2 separate regions of the Homo sapiens genome follow, and region 2 is linked to region 1. A link is an interaction called in ENCODE POLR2A ChIA-PET data of the cell type or tissue named here. Cell type or tissue: GM12878. All regions are shown on one strand. Each heading gives the region's core, and the rest is flanking DNA. Links, peaks and the distances in the headings are about the cores only.

What was found. Peaks named below come from ENCODE experiments on the same cell type or tissue, not always from the same donor. Only the 100,000 strongest peaks of a DNase experiment are listed, where the experiment ranks them.
Region 2: POLR2A ChIA-PET joins it to region 1 with 7 read pairs; 19 of 35 experiments call an interaction of 5 or more read pairs at or near these places.

The regions. Positions count from the first base shown.
Region 1 is chr6:42,787,520-42,790,431 of GRCh38, reverse strand. The region is part of intron 1 of BICRAL (BICRA like chromatin remodeling complex associated protein); the gene reads right to left. It overlaps LOC401261 (a long non-coding RNA gene), which reads right to left. Exons shown (of 2, transcript NR_134654.1): 2 at 1-16. Among named protein-coding and RNA genes, the nearest start is that of BICRAL, 6.9 kb to the right of the region's middle. In GM12878, for the core only: no CTCF peak of the experiment used is centred there; no DNase peak of the experiment used is centred there; H3K4me3 peaks cover 319 bases; H3K27ac peaks cover 1,621 bases.
Region 2 is chr6:42,905,600-42,908,511 of GRCh38, reverse strand. No RefSeq gene overlaps it. Among named protein-coding and RNA genes, the nearest start is that of PTCRA, 9.0 kb to the left of the region's middle. In GM12878, for the core only: no CTCF peak of the experiment used is centred there; no DNase peak of the experiment used is centred there.

The DNA of each region.
Region 1 (2,912 bases), core at 89-2,588:
GGGAAAGGTGGGAAGACTGCTTGAGCCCAGGAGTTTGAGGCCAGCCTGGGTGACAAAGAGAAACCCCTGTCTCTACAAAAAAAAAAAAAAAAAAAAAAAAATTAAATTATCTGGGCATGGTGTTGCATTTCTATAGTCCCAGCTACTTGGGAGGCTGAGGTTGGGGGAATCCCTTGATCCCAGGAGGTCCAGGCTGCAGTGAGCTACAATTGTACCACTGCACTCCAGGCTGGGTAACAGTGAGAACCTGTCTCAAAAACAAACAAAAAATGAAACTCAATGCTTATTTCTCTCCTTCCCTGTTCTGTAATCAGACTTTTTTTCTCATCACGTGCACAGATCAGAATGTCAAATGCTATAAGCCGCCACACATTCAATGGTCTTGATTCTTTTTCTCACAGATCCCTCTACTAGTGTAAGATATTGCTGATCTCTAACAGAATACTGTTTTCCTTTTGATTCCCATCATTCTACTCTACCTAGGTTCTCCAAGTACTGAGTCAGCAAATGTTTACTGAGTGCTCAACTTGTTTTGAATGCTGTGCTAAAGGCTTAGAACAAAACAGTAAACATGGGAGCAAATAATGTAATATTCCCAGGTCCTATACTACAATCTCTACGTCTATAGGTGACTTATGCACCCTCAAGCTTGGTACCATGATAAGAAGAGATACTTTCTCTTTAGTTTCAGTAATCTGAAATTTCATTTCTAAAGCAATTTTCTTCCATATGCAAATAACACCTCTATCTGCCACAAATATTTAAGTGTTCATTCTTTTTTTTTTTTTTTTTGAGACAGTCTAGCTATGTCACCCAGGCTGGAGTGCAGTGGGAAGATCTCAGCTCACTCCAATGTCTGCCTTCCAGGTTCAAGCAATTCTCATGCCTCAGCCTCCTGAGTAGCTGGGATTACAGGTGTGTGCCACCATGCCTGGCTATTTTCTTTGTATTTTTAGTAGAGATGAGTTTTGCCATGTTGGCCAGGCTGGTTTTGAACTCCTGGCCTCAAACGATTTGCCTGCCTCAGCCTCCCAAAGTGCTGGGATTGTAGGTGTGAGCCATGGGCCCAGCCTAATTCATTTTTTACTATGGTAAAATATATGTAAGATTTACAATTTTAACCATTTTTTTCCAGGATTGGGAAAACCCTTTATTTCTCTATAGAGTTACTGAATTTTAAATATTTAAAAGTGTTTGGTTGAGTGGCATTACATACATTCACATTGCTGTGAAACCAAGAGCCCTATCCAGCTTTAGAAATTTTTCATCTTCCCAAACTGAAACTCTGCGCCCATTAACTCACTTTAAGCCAGTAATGATTTTCATGGCCCCCACTCTGATTCTTCTCTTGCTTTCCTACTCAGCTAACATTTCAAGGTTCATCATCAAAATCACCCCCTTGCAACTACTCTCAAGCCTCTGGCACTGCTTCTCCTCTGTCAAACCTGCAGGGCAAAACACGAATTTTGGGTGAACTGATCACCTGCCTGCTCTTCGCTGCCCTCATAACAGCTGAATGTTGCTAGGAGAAAAAAAAAAATCACACAACTAACTCAGCTGACTGGTTTCACCTTAAATTCATGGCCCCAAGCCACGGCAAGGGATTCAACAATGCCCAGCATTGAAACTACCTTGTTTCCCAGTTACTCAGTTCCTTGTCCTGTTGCTCAAGGTGAAGTGTCCATCTTTCCTGAAATTATCCACTACCCCTTCTTTGTTTAAGTCACCGGCCTTGCCTCAGACTTCACTGAGAAAACAGAAGCCGTCAGAAAGTTAAGTCCTATATTCTACCTCCAATTCACCTTGCACTTGTGCCCCCATTCTTTGTCTTCTGCCACACTGCGTTGTCTTGCTCCCACTAAAGGCAAGTGTTCTTCCTGTGTCTTGAATTCCTTAAGAATGCTGCTCCCGGCCAGGCATGGTGGCTCACACCTATAATCCCAACATTTTGGGAGGCCTAGGTGCGTGGATCACCTGAGGTCAGGAGTTCGAGACCAGCCTGGCTAACATGGTGGACCCGTCTCTACTAAAAATACAAAATTAGCTGGGTGTGGTGGTGCATACCTGTAATTCTAGCTACTTGGGAGGCTGAGGCAGGAGAATTGCTTGAACCCAAGAGGTGGAGGTTGCAGTGAGCTGAGATTGCGCCACTGCACTCCAGCCTGGGCAACAAGAGCAAAACTGTCTCCAAAAAAAAAAAAAAAAAAAAGAATGCTGCTCCCTTGGTAGTCTTGGTCTCTCTTCTGGATTAGTCTCACCTTCTCTATTAAATATTCTCATTAGCCTATCTAGTTCCCATTGTTTAAAAGAAAAGCCTTCTTCTTTACATAGGGAGACCCTGTCTCTATAAAAAAAATTTTTTTTTAATTAGTTGGGTTACAGTGGTGCACACCTGTGGTCCCAGCTACTCAGGAGAGGCTGAGGTAGGAGGATCACTTGAGCCCAGTAGGTTGAGTCTGTGGTAAGCCGTAATTTGCACCATTGCACTCCAACCTGGATGACTGAGTGACATCTTGTCTTAAAAAAAAATTAAAAAAAAAAAAAAGCCCTCTTCTTTGACCCCATCTCCCTCTGAAGCCACTAAGCTGCTTCTCTCCACTTTACAGCAGCAAAATTTCCCTAACGAGCTGTCGATATTCACCTCACTTCCTATTCTCTCTTCGAAGCATCCCAATGTGGCTTGGACCACTTGTCAAAACAGTCACCATCATGTTGTCAAATCCAAATAGACATTTCTCTATTCTCATTGTGTAACTTCTCAGCAGCATTTGACAGAGGTGACCATTCCCTCTTTCTTGAAAATAATAAAATACTCTCCCACTTTAATGGCTGAACCTTTTCAGTCTCCTTTGCCCAAGCTTTAGCCGTTGTTAGTGTTTTAGGGCTTTTTTTTTTCCCCACACAGAGCTGGC
Region 2 (2,912 bases), core at 193-2,692, 120 kb before region 1:
GATGGAAGCACTGTAGGTAGAGACAGCAAATTCATACATGAAATATGTGCCTATCCTCATGAAGATAAAATACAGCCCCTTCGTGATGGGAGGACCCAGTCAAACCAATCTACAATGAGGTGAGAATGATGCCCAATCAGGGACTCAGCACTAGGCTGTGAGGAGGTCGACGCTCAGCACTGGCCACAGCCAGATCAGCCTCAGAGAGGAGAAGACTCTGTTACTGAGCCCAGACATAGCTTCCATCCCTGTCACCATGGCCACTTTATATCTTTGCACAAGCCCTGGGGGCAGCTGGGAAAGCAGCTGACCATCGTCCACAGGACTGTCATCTTGTCCACCTGGTGATGATTTAGTCCCTTTGCCTTGTTGTGGGCTATTATATCCACCTTGCCTTTGTTAAGTAAGCATCACCATTTGGCCTTTGTACCACCAAGATGCTATTATTCTCATTGAGATCAGGGAATCCAGTTCCACTGATCCATCCAGCACACCCCACTAGCTCTCTAGTCAAGACAGGACAGTCATCAGAGCAAGTCAAGGATGCTGGTGGCCCTCACGAACGCATTTCTTAATGCTTTCATAAAGGGAGTGTTTTCCAGACCCTCCTAAAATATGTGGCAGCAGTGGCTAAGAAGGTGCGCATCATAGATCCAGTCCAGCATTCCCGTCTCCCGGGGACTTCTGATTCCTTCTTCTACAGAATGCCAGGGAAGTTCTGGCATTTCATGCTTATTAACTGTAGGCTACTACTTAATCCAGACTTTAATTAGCCAATCTAGCCAACTATTAATTCTCCTCCCAGGTGCTCAGGCCAACACAGTAAATCCCAAATCCTGGATAAGGATCCACGGCAACGAGTTTGGACAAACCAAGGCTTCCATCCCCCCACCTTGGTCTAGCTCCCTCAGCACACACTCCCACACATGCTCCTGCAGCTTCTGCCAAGACAAGCTGGCCAGGCCTGTAACTCAGCCCGGCGTCCCCCTCTCAGCGTGACCTTGTGCTTCTCCATGGGCTGTGCTGGGACCTAACTCATGAAGGGCCTGGGGCCCAAGAGGGATGGGGGCAGGGAGGGTTCTGAGGCTGATGTTTTGGGAGGAGGGAGCAGTATTAGAGGAGCTTATCTCTACAGACATGAGAATTTCAAGGGAATTTGGGGTTTCAAAGTTCTCAGTCTTATTCATGTCTGCCTAAATGTCTCCATCTCATCTCAGGCTCCCAGACCTTTCCCAGCAATGCCCTTACTTTAGCATAAGAGACTTGGAGGGCTAAGCATTTACTTAGCACTGAATCTCGGCAACCTTTACAATGACATCCCGGTCCTGTCCTTAGTCACATGTGCCTGTGCCTGGAGGAGATGAGGGGCTCCTTCAAGTTGCCATCAAGGGATTCTTTTTTTGTTTTGTTTTTGAGAGGGATTCTCGCTTTGTCACCCAGGCTGGAGTGCAGTGGCGCCATCTCGGCTCACCTCAAACTCTGCCTACCAGGTTCAAGTGATTCTCCTGCCTCAGCCTCCCGAGTAGCTAGGATTAGAGGTGCCCGCCACCACGCCTGGATAATTTTGTGTTTTTAGTAGAGACAGAGTTTCACCATGCTGGCCAGGATGGTCTCGAACTCCTGACATCAGATGATCCACCTGCCTCAGCCTCCCAAAGTGCTGGGATTACAGGCGTGAGCCACCATGCCACCTAATTTCTGTATTTTTAGTTGAGATGGGGTTTTACCATGTTGGCCAGCCTGGTCTCGAACTCCTGACTTCATGTTATCCGCTTGCCTTGGCCTCCCAAAGTGCTAGGATTACAGGCATGAGTCACCACACCTGGCCGTGTCTGTCTATCTATCTATTTATCTCTATCTATCTATCATCTTTCTAGCTATATCTGTTGAGACAGGGTCTCACTCCCATTGCTCAGTCTGGAGTGCAGTGGCACGATCTCGGCACACTGCAGCCTTGACCTTCCAGGCTAAATTGATCCTCCCACCTCAGCCTCTCACGTAGCTGAGACTACAGGTGTGCACCACCTTGCCTAGCTAATTTTTTGTATTTTTAGTAGAGATGGGGTTTTGCTATGTTGCCCAGGCTGGTCTCAAACTCCTGGTTGCAAGTGATCTGCCTGCCTTGACCTTCCAAAGTTCTGGGATTATAGGCATGAGCCACTGCGCCTGGCCGAGAAATATCTTAAATAACCGATGAAAGATGTCTGACGAATTATAAATGAGCTTAGGGATGTTTGGAACCTATCTCTAGACCTAGAGGTTGATACCTGGCCTTGCTACCCCCTGCTGAAATAACCTCTTGGCCTCTGGTGCCCTGGCTGACTCAAGGAGAGGCTCTAGATTTACCTGGATGGGAAATACCATTGCCTCTGTCTGTTTATTCAATTTTCCTTATTTTCTCTCCCTGCCTTCTGCATGCATATCTGTGGCAGTGCATGAGCTTAGATGGCTGCCCACAGGGCAGGGGCCTCTGAGCCCCATCAAGGGGAGGCAGCCTGGTTTAATGGAAGAGCATTGGGTCAGGAGTCAGGAGGCCTCGGTTCCAAACCCAGCTGTTACTTCCTTTCATGGACTTGGTTAGCTATCTAAGAGGGTTTGGACTCAGTGATGTTTGAGGTCCTTCTTGTCAATCCCTAATTCCTAACTTGTCCTGATCATTTTATGGGGTTGTGCTGTGGACAAAATGAAAGAATGTGAGAGAAGATTTAAGAATGACACTGAGATGATCCCCCACTTCCCAACCACATGCACATCACTCTCCCTAATTCCGAGGACATTTGACTTTTACTGTGGCTGGGAGAACACCCAAGTCCGTTTTGACATCATAGGCATGCTTTCATCTTGCACTTGGCTGGCAGGAAAGGAGGCAATGGTATAGCAAGAAACCAGAGCCTCCCAGCAAGGATCTTGGG